2 separate regions of the Homo sapiens genome follow, and region 2 is linked to region 1. The links are chromatin loops, found by intact Hi-C in ENCODE. Cell type or tissue: dorsolateral prefrontal cortex. All regions are shown on one strand. Links, peaks and the distances in the headings refer to the core of each region. The heading gives the core; the rest is flanking DNA. Region 1 has its middle 6.4 kb from the start of DGKH. Region 2 overlaps VWA8 (von Willebrand factor A domain containing 8).

What was found. Peaks named below come from ENCODE experiments on the same cell type or tissue, not always from the same donor. Only the 100,000 strongest peaks of a DNase experiment are listed, where the experiment ranks them.
Region 2: it touches region 1 in a loop (2.7-fold over the local background); 2 of 110 quality-filtered maps call a loop at or near these places.

Annotation. Positions count from the first base shown.
Region 1 is chr13:42,039,604-42,044,986 of GRCh38, forward strand. It overlaps a transcript of DGKH not described here. Among named protein-coding and RNA genes, the nearest start is that of DGKH, 6.4 kb to the right of the region's middle. RefSeq lists an enhancer at 202-371 and silencers at 522-1,081, 1,102-1,191, 1,382-1,491. In dorsolateral prefrontal cortex, for the core only: CTCF peaks have their summits at 709, 2,316 and 2,515; DNase peaks (open chromatin) are centred at 568, 888, 1,532 and 2,298; H3K4me3 peaks cover 2,696 bases; H3K27ac peaks cover 2,007 bases.
Region 2 is chr13:41,782,064-41,787,446 of GRCh38, forward strand. It overlaps VWA8 (von Willebrand factor A domain containing 8), which reads right to left. Exons shown (of 45, transcript NM_015058.2): 18 at 5,374-5,383; 19 at 1,732-1,838. Among named protein-coding and RNA genes, the nearest start is that of VWA8, 180 kb to the right of the region's middle. In dorsolateral prefrontal cortex, for the core only: no CTCF peak of the experiment used is centred there; no DNase peak of the experiment used is centred there; H3K4me3 peaks cover 1,113 bases; H3K27ac peaks cover 1,774 bases.

The DNA of each region.
Region 1 (5,383 bases), core at 283-5,282:
TGAAGAATTAGAGGGCTGGGGACGGGCTAGATCAATTATGTGTTTTTGACTTGACGATTTGTTTTTAAAATTTGTGAATGCATTTGACATGATGGCATGATTGAGGGCCCTGAAAAGATGCTGAAAGAACGAACCTGAAAGTCCAGGAGGGGGAGTAACCTGTGTAAAGCCAGTCACACTTGGACTGGAACTAGATGAAAATCGCTTACAATGCCAAGATGATCCGAAACGCTTTTTCAAAGGGCAGGAGGAGACTTGCTGTTTACTGAGTGCTCACTGAGAGCCAGCCCATGTCCTAATTTGAGTCTAGGGATAAAACTGGAAGACAGATCGACTCCTTAGCCGGTTCTTTCCATGAAAACGTTGATAATGAATTTAAAAAGCACGCCCTCAAGTTTAACCTCTCCTGTAGTTGGTAACCCATCTGCATTCTTTTGAACGTCACAAGGAAGAAACGGTGCCCGGCGCAGCTTGCCCTGGAGCGTAGCTGGAGTGCGGCTGAGTTTTCGCTCCGCTGAAGCCGGTTACTGTCCAGTGGGATTTCGCTCAAGCCTCAGCACCCCCAGGAGGGGAGGCGCCTGCAGCGCGGGCCGCCAGCGTTTGGAGGGAGGCGGGTGCGGGCTGCACCGGGAGACGGCGAGAGCGAGAGACAGGGGCGCTGGGAGGCGTCTCCCGGGACCCGCGTCTGCTCCCGTCGCCAGCGCGGTGGCCAGCCTAGCCCAGCCCAGCCCGGGCTTTCCTCGCCGCTCTCCGCGCGCCCGGCCCCGGGGGAGGCCGCTCCTTTCCGCGCGGCCGCCCGGTGCCCGTGACCACCCGGCGGCCGCTTTCGGTTCCGCGCCTTATAAGGCCTGACAGGGGGGTCACGTGTGTCCCGGGCCACCCGCCGGGAGGAGGGGCGGCGGGGGGGAGGGGCGGGTAGCGGGGAGGAAAAGGGGAGGGCGCCGGGGGCGGAGGAAGGAGCGAGGGGCGGATTCTGCGCCCGTGGGAGGCTGCGGCGGTGGCGGGGAGCGGACCGCTCGGAGCCGCGCAGGGGAGCGGGACCGTGGAGAAGGAGGAGGCGGCGGAGGAGGAAGGGACCGGCGCGGGGGCGGGAGAGCGCGGCGGAAGCCGGAGACGGCGGGTGGGCCGGTGGCTGGCCCCGGGCGGGGAGCCGGGGCGGCGGCGGCGGCGGCCGAGAGGGACCGCGGCGAGGGAAGCGCATCCAGGAGCCCCGGCGCAGCGGCGGCGGCGGGGACCCGGGTCTGCGCGCCCGGGCGGCCGGCGGGCGCGGGCTGGCGCGATGGAGCCTCAGCACGTGCGCCCCGCGCCCGGCGCCCGCAGCCCAGCGTGGGAGGAACCGGTGGGTACCGCGCCCGCGCCCACCCCCTCCCGCTTCTCCTTTGCTCCCCCCGCCCGGGCCGGGTTCCGTTCAGGAAATGGCCCGGGATGAGGTCCCCAGCTGCTTCCCAGCCGGGTTAGCGCTTCCTCCGCCGCCCGGGCTCCTCCTCGCGCGCCGCCTGGAGCGCCTTTGTCCGGCTGATCGAGGCTCTCCCCGAGGAACCGCTGGCAAACCGCTGGCGACGGCCCTGCGAGGACCGTTTCCCGGCTTCACCGACTCCTCAACTTTTCACTTGCTTTGAGACCGTGGAATGTAGGCGGGGGAGAGGAGAAGCCAGGCTGCGCGGTCAGCGTGGGGAGTCTGAGGAGCCCGGTTTTCCCTGTCGAGACCGCGCCCTGGTCGTCACCTGGGCGCGCAGGTTCCCGGGGACACGCGCCTGGAGAGGCTGAGCGCGGCGCGGAGCCCAGAACCACGCCTCCGACTCCTGCCAGCCGCTAAAGCTTGGGCGTCTGGAGGGTGCAACGGGTTTTGCCGGGGACGAAGCAGAAAGCTGACTTCGCTTTCGCCTGGGATTTCGCTGCACACGCAACGCGGAGGTTGAGTAATTTTAGGAACCAAGAGTAGTGTGTGTGCGTGTCTTAAGTGTGCGAGGATAAGGAGGAAGAGACCAGGGGGCTTTGGATTTGTTCCCTCAAACTCCCTCAACTTCCTTCTCTCTTCCGATTCAAACAGAACCGTCTCACATCCCTCCAGGGATTCCACCCCGGAATCCCCCTCTCACTCAGAGCTCTGGAAGCCTGTGTGGGCTGCCTTTTCCCTGGCGTCGAATTTTGACTCTCCACGCCCTGCCTCGATATTTGCTACTCCTTCTTGGTTGACATTGTGAGCCAGTCTGAAAAGCCCCGTCCGAAATTTCTGGCCTCACCCATGTTCCGGTCAACGTGTTCGGATGCTGTTTTCCCAGGGACTCTCCGAGTCTGCTCAGGCCGGCCCTCTGCCTGTTGAGAGCCGCTAGGTCAGGTGCCAGGGTTGGCTGTCCTTTTTCTTTTCTAGTATATACGCTCTCAGCTCCTTTGCCCAGAGTACCTCCTTTGCCCAGAGTACGTTTCTCGGCCTGATTCCTGACCTTTCAGAAGCGTCCTTCGACTCTGATCCCTCTGCATCTGCAGCTGTCTTTGCTTTCGTGAATTTGAACATGTCGTCAGGTTGCCCATCTGCTCTTGTTTCTTCCATTGTGGTTATCACAGGGGCTTAAGCTAGTCTCCAAATTAAAAATACAATCCAGTTTTGAAGTTTAAATCAAAGATCATTGAGAACTAAATTCAGTGACTTTACTTTTAAACTTTCCTGTAGGAACCTGCATACTTTAAGCCAACACCAATCACAATGGAAATATCCGGGTGTATGTGTTTTGCTTTAGGCTGCTGATGTCGGAACTACTTAACATTTAGAAAATTAGATAATTTTTTTTTCTTCTCAAAAGTGACAAGTAAAATGCTCATTTATTTTCCACAGAAAATATTCAGTTTCCAGTCTTAGCACTGGAGCCTCTAAAACTAGAGCCCTAACATAAATGTGTGAATGGACTACAATACTTTATTCAGACTGCAGAGCCATCTTTTAAAAATTAGGTTTATTTTCTTTAAACACTGAAGGCCTTTTCATTTGCTCTGCACCTATTTTCATTCCGCACCTATTATGTTCCGGGACTGTTGGATAGCAGTTACCAACAACAGAGAAACAGATCCTTGACCTCAGAAAGCTAACGTTCTTAACTAAACAGAATGTCTTGTTTCGTATATGTTAATGGTTTACAATCAGAAAGTCACAAAAAATACATTCAGAGATCATGGCTATGTGGCATAAAATAATACTTTTTACAAGCGACTTTATTCTAAACCCTGTGGTCGTACAGATATCACCAAGTCCATCGAAGAACTAATGAAGGGAATTTTCATTTAACTTCTTAAAAAAGACAATTTATCCAAATTACTAAAAAGTGGCATATAAAGATAAATGTGGGATACATTAGGGAAAAAAGTAGTGTTTAAATGTTAAACCTTTCAGGCATTTGGAGCAAGGGGAAAAGGGGGTGGAGAGACAGATTAAATATGTTTTGAAGGGACACAAAATCCATCAAAATTGGGGATTTGTGACCTTTTTTGGGGTCAGCAATCCCTTTAAGAATCTGATCAAAGCTATGGACCCTTTTTCCCTCAAACATGCACTTATGTGACATATATGTTACATACATATGCTTTATATATGTATTGATGTGTGTGTGTATATATATATGTAAAACATTTTAATACAATTTCAAGAGTACCACAGATTTCTTTAAGACCAATCTGTGGATCCTCAAAGACCTCAGGTTAGGAATACCTGCTTTGACTTGGACTCCATTTCAAAGTTTTTTTTTAATTTAAAAACTTTTTTGTTTTGTTTTTTTTGAGACAGGGGCTTGCTGTGTTGCCCAGGCTGGAGTGCAGTGGTATGATCGTAGCTCACTGCAGCCAGGAGGGATCCTCCCGTCTCAGCCTCCTGAGTAGCTAGGACTACAGGCACATGCCACCATGCTGGGCTCATTTTGGATTTTTTTTGTAGAGGTGGGATCTGCCCAGGCTGGTCTCAAACTTGTGGCCTTAAGAGATCCTCCTGACATGGCATCCCAAAGAGCTAGGATTACAGGTCAGAGTTATGTAAAATTTGCTTTTTAAATTCAAATATAGGCAACTTAATGCTTTACCATAAAAGTATGCTCATTTACATTTATGAAAAGGAATGTTCAATACTGAACAATATTGAATACGCTTAATATTCATTCTGTTCAATAATGAACAGATCCTGTTGCATTATCCCTTATGGGATAACATAAGGGCATGTACATATAACAATAGCATGCATGTAACCATTTACTCTCCTCATTGTTTGAGGCAGTGTCTCACTGTGTCACCCAGGCTGGAGTGCAGGGGCCTGATTCTCAGCTCACTGCAACCTTTGCCTCCTGGGCTCAAGCAATTCTCCTACCTCAGCCTCCCGAGTAGCTGGGACCTATAGGTGCTTGCCCCCATGCCGGGCTAATTTTGGCATTTTCTTGTATAGATGGGCGTGGTGGTGCGCACCTATAGTTCTAGATATGTTGCCCAGACTGGCCTTGAACTCCTGGGCTCAAGCGATCTGCCCACCTCAGCCTCCTAACGTGCTGGGATTACTGGCATGAGCCACTGCACCTGGCCTCTCCTCATTCATTTTTGATGGAACCTAAAACATGATGGTGTGATTCTGCGTGGAACTATTCAGGCAGAAGAGTAAACACAGTATCAGGAATTGATGCTGACAAACAGTAAAGAGAACAGCACTTCTTTCTTTTTTTTCTTTTTCTTCTTCTTTTTTTTTTGAGACAGACTCACTCTGTTGCCCAGGCTGGAGTGCAGTGGCGCCATCTTGGCTCACTGCAACCTCCGCCTCCTGGATTCTCCTGCCTCAGCCTCCCAAGTAGCTGGGATTACAGGCGCGTGCCACCATGCCTGGCTAATTCTTTGTATTTTTAGTAGACACGGGGTTTCACCTTGTTAGCCAGGATGGTCTCGATCTCCTGACCTCGTGATCCGTTCGCCTTGGCCTCCCAAAGTTTTGGGATTACAGGAGTGAGCCACTGCGCCCGCCCCAGCACTTCTTTCTTAAAACGCAGCCATGTTGAGCTGTTGCTGAACTTTACGACACGATTGGGAGATGAACTGAAGTTAGTTAAGCGAACCATTTAAATAAACGATCAGCCTTAGCATTCTGGGGAAGTCATTGGGCCTAAAGAAGATAAATTTTAGCATTCTAAGTTTCTGTGTATTTTCTTTAATGCTAGCTTTGAAATGCAATCAAATTTCAGTGGAAATAGAGGCATAAACTAAATTTCTAATCAATTAAAAAATACTTTAGTGGTGGGCATGGATGGGTAGAAAGATATTTAGCCAAACAAGCCTTACTGGGGGGAAAATAGGTAGTTAGAATTCTAGCCAACACTTCAAAAATGTGGAAGTATTTACAAAGTAGTCCTTAGTTGGGGGATGC
Region 2 (5,383 bases), core at 66-5,065, 260 kb before region 1:
TCCGTACAATTGGTACAGCTAAAAAGTTTTCATTAATGGCTAATTCATAATGCTTTAAGAAGAGAAGGTACGTTTGGAGACAGCTTAAGAAAAGTCCCTCAGGGCCACTGTGTAAAGTTCATGGCAGCCCTGAGTCCTAAATGTCCATGTCACAAACACCATGGCAACAGACATTGTGTTCAAGGGCACAATGGTCTTTGCTGCTACTGTATTTCCTACATTCTTATATCCTGTGAAGTCTTTTCAATCTTTGCCACCATGGAGTTTTTCAAATTGTCTTTTGTTCTTTGTCTCTTTGTCTCTTTGTTCTTTGTCTCTTTGTTCCTTTCCACTATATGAATAGAGTGTAATACTATCAGTGCTTGGAAATAGTATGTTTTCCTCATAATCATGTTTTTGCCTTTGACAGGCAAGTTTTCTTTCTACTTTTGTGTCTTATAAGTAGCTTTATTTTCTGTTCATTTGTTTACTGATTGTGCAAGAGCATTAATGCTCCAGAAGAAAAATAAAACATTAGTTAATTGGCTATAAAATGAATAAAAATCAAATCAAGGTTATGCTCTTTTCTACGACATAAAAAATATAGTTTTGACAGATTTCAGAATTTTTAACCAAGATTTTTATTAAGAATAATATGTCTAGATACCTATAAAGTTAATATAACTTAAAATATATTATAGAAAATTTTAAGTAGTTGTTTTACTATAAAAGTAATACACAGCCACTTGACAGAAAAGTTGGAAGAGAAAACATTTTTATATTATAGGTAATTTTCTCTAAAAAAATTCTTATTAAAGTAAACATCTACAATAAAGCTTTCTAGATACAAACTTATATGTCTTAGTGGAAGGTCCATAATTATTGGCTAGTTTACAAGGAGAGAATTCTCTACCCTCCTCCTTTAAAAAAGAAAGGAAAAGGAAAGAAAAGAAAAATACTAGAAACTTGCAGGAAAAAGAAGAGTATGAGAAAAAGGATGCATAGGACATATCCCTCTGAACTACTGAAATCTTTAACAAGCAAGTAAAAGAGGATGATAGCTCTGCTTTGTTTTTAAAATGTTTAATTTAAAAATTGCATATAAAATTACATATATAATTATATGTGTGTATGTGTATATATTTTATATATATGTACTTATATATATACTTAATATACTTAATATATGTACTTATATATATACTTAATATATATAAAATTTATTACCCTAATCATAGCAACCATTCCTCCAATTTTTAAGTACCTTTGGAAAAAATTTTCTGTTTTCTGTCTTATGTCTTAATAAAAGTTGTTCGGCCAGACATGGTGGCTCACGCCTGTAATACTAGCACTTTGGGAGGCTGAAGCAGGTGGATCACGAGGTCAGGAGTTTGAGGCCAGCCTGGCCAATATGGTGAAACCCTGTCTCTACTGAAAATACAAAAATTAGCCAGGCATGGTGGCACATGCCTCTAGTCTCAGCTACTCGGGAGGCTGAGGTAGAAGAATCGCTTGAACCTGGGAGGTGGAGGTTGCAGTGAGCCGAGATCGTGCTACTGCACTCCAGCCTGAGTGACAAAGTGAGACTGCATCACAGAAAAAAAAAAAAAAAAGATGTTCAACACTTCATTTTGCATCATCTAAATTAAATTTAGGAAATCACAAAAATAATTACATGTCAATTTCACTTGAATTGGAGTGTACTACCACAATTTAAGTGATTTATCCAAGAACACAAAGCAATACTCTTACCTGAATGTTGTCATAGAAAAGAACATCAGGCACTTTCATTTTCTCATGTGCATTATAGATCGGTGCACTAACAGCACCAATCCTCAGAGTTCCAGATGTTACTTCACCTAAACATTTCACACAGGACGGATAATTATTCATAGCACTGTCCTCAGAGATGCCAAGCCACCCAACACAGAATGCAATACAGCTTCAGTAATATCTGTGGATTTTAATTTAACATCTAAAGAAATAAGCTGGAGAGTAGTAATAAAACACCACAGCTCTAGATACAAAATGCTTCAAAAGGTAACAAATTTTCTTTAAAACAATGTAGATAGAAAACAGTATATATATAATTGTGAGAAACTAAAAAAAAAAACAAAACAAAAAACCAGAATACAGTCAAGCCACCTTCACAAGCTTGTTTGGTCAGAAACTATAACACATACATAAGTTAAATACACCTAAATTCAAAAGCTCCAAAGTACCTTGAATATTATCTTTTAGTGTGCACCAATTTAGAAACCCCTTAAGATAATCTCCTATAGCTCTAGTCAAAAATACAGATGAACTAACCTACCACAGAACTCTTAAATTACTATTTTCAGCCAAGTGCAGTGGCACATGCCTGTCACCAGCATTTCAGGAGGCCAAGGCAGAAGGATCACTTGAGCCTAGGGGTTCAAGACCAGCCTGGGTAACACAGAGAGACCCTGTCTCTACAAAAAATTTTAAAAATTATCCAGGCCTGATGGCATACGCCTGTAGTCCCAGCTATTCAGGAGGCTGAGGCAGGAGGATTGCTTGAGCCTGGAGGTTGAGGCTACAGTGAGCCATGATTGCACCACTGTACTCCAGCCTGGGTAACAGAGTGCAACCTTGTCTCTCTCTCTCTCTCTCTCTTTATACATATACATATACATATATATATATATATATATATATATATATATACACACACATATATATATATATATATATATATACACACACACACACTAAAACATAACAAAATAAATATTTTAAAATTACTATTTTCGAGGTTGGTCCAGGAGGCCTATATTTTCAAATAATCACCCAGGTGATTTTCATACCCAGCCAGATTGGGAAACTGTCTTATGCAATTATTTTGTAATAATAATTATTATATTGTTCCTTATTTGCTTTAAATAGGTTGACCTAGAATACATTATTAGTTCCTGGAAGCCAGAAAACTAAGTAATAAAGCTCTTGAAATCAGGGAACATATCTGCTATGTATTCCCTACAGTAACCAGATATGCATGACATGTTCACTGACATGTTCCAAGTTCAATAATATTAATAACATTAATAGTAGTAGGTATTTTAGTAATACTAATGATTACAATGATAGAAGCTATCATTTATTAAGGACCTTCTATGTGCCAGATCCCAAGCTAAAGCTTCACCTCATTTTTTTCTCATATGACTTCATGCAATTCAAAGAGGAAAGAATAATGAGAATACTAAGAACATACACTATGTAATTTGCTCAAAATCACCCAGCTAATATGAGTAGAGCTTAAAACAATTTAGTCTAGTCTGACATTCTTTCTACCATATGGGATATATTTAATATTTTGACTCCAAATAACATTGCAACCTGTGGAAATACCTTAGCAAGCAAATATACAACGCCTTAAACAATTCACCCATCTTTTTTTTTTTCTACTTCAAGTAAGAAAATTACAGTTTGTTTCTCCACTAGAATGCGACTTTTGTGCTAAGCGTTTTGGAAGACAATGGAGAAAAGCAACTTTTGCTTCTATGGAGTGCTGTGAACAAATCTGAGCTAAAAATAATTGTCATCCTGTTTAATCACTGTGGAGTGCTACACATTTGACACAGCACAGTAGATCTTAACAGTAACTTCGCCCTTCAATAGATCCTTGCCATTTTCCTTTTGTTTACAAGTTCTACAGGGAAGGAAAACCATGAGCTGTAACACTGAGAGTTTACTATTTATTTACCACCATTAGGTCTCTGAAATAGACCCAGTATAAAACTGTAAAGGGAAAGAAAGAGCAGGGATATGGCAGTGAATCTACTATCTAGTTGCATGTTGAGATGACACACATAATTTCAGATTCAAACAGCATCTGATGCTATCTATGGTTTAGTTTACGGAATACATCCACTCAGCAGATTTACGGCTTAAGGACAAGTTTATTCACTCATCCAATGTTTATTGTTAAAATGTCAACCTCAAAAAGGGAAATGCACTCAGAGAATGGTGATGCTAGCACTTCTGTGGGAGAAAGTTGGCTAGCTATCTTCTAAGAAACCCACAGAATGGCATTATTTTGGTACATTTGTCAAGTTTCTCAGCCTAGTAGGCTGTAAACCTGATTTTGTCATCACAACTAAGGGCAAATCTAACTTTCAGGAGAATATTAAAGATACATATTCTGGTTTCTCTATATATATAATGATGTAAAATCAGAATTGCAAAATATTATATGACAACTGTAACTTTCACATGGACTATGATATACTGGTTGCCATAACCAGCATATTAATTGAAGGGAACCTGCATGGAAAGCCAGTACCTCATCAGAAGATTGTTGTGTGAACACGGAGAGTTAATTAAATGAATTCTTCATAAGAGAGATGGCCTTAAAGATGAATGGAACCAGACAAGTAAAAAGTCTCTTCACTTAGGCTCCTTATCCCCTACATGAGGCTTAGATGGGCACTGCTAACACTAGCCAGTAACCAAGACCAAACAATCGGCAGTCTGAATGACAGTCGTTCTTTGGATATTTAATAGACTCACTCAAATAATATTGAGAATACAATATTATTCCTTCTCTTTGAGTTGACTCTGCGTATCTGTATTCAGATCCCTCAGTATGCTGAGTTTATAATTTGACTCTAAAAAAAATCTTATTTCCTCAATACCAAATTCTTGTCTCAGTGCAGCCCTAATGATTAAAAGCATCTGCTACAAAGAAAGCCACAACAGTCCCTTTTAAAGAGTAGTCACACATTGGCTGCTTCAATAAAATAGGTATTTACATTTTTAAAAAATTGAAAATCTTTCATTGTGTTCTAATTGAAGAATAGAAAGCTTTTAAATGAAGAACTAAATCTCCCCGAAACTGAAAATTATATTTATGGCTATCCAGAAGAAAAGTACCACAAAAGACAATACAGGTGGAAATGGAATGAATAAGAGGGCATGCATATTCTGATTATTATTTTAGTTTGTATCAACCTAGGAAAGTTTCTCCAACATATCTTATAGGACATCGCTGACCCTCAAAATGTAAACATGCAAAGAAAACAGCATTCTAGATTCACTGGTGAAATACATTTGGAAAAAGTACATTTCTCAAAATTAGACAAGTTGATTTACAGCAGGAATTCTCAGAGTATCAATTAGTATCAATTGTGAGTCTTAAGGGTGAGGGGAATTGTATCTAGTATGTACTGAAATGAAGTAAATATTCTAAGATTTTACTTGTGTTTTTCAAACTTAAAAAAATCAGATTCATTTCTTCAAACTAATATATAAAACAAAGTAGATGAAAACCAAAAACTGTTTAACTGTTTATTTTAACTGGAATTAAAATAAACAGCATCAAATGTTTGTTAATTATTATTTCACTTAAAAAAAAGAGCCAAATCAAATACTTACATTTGTAATC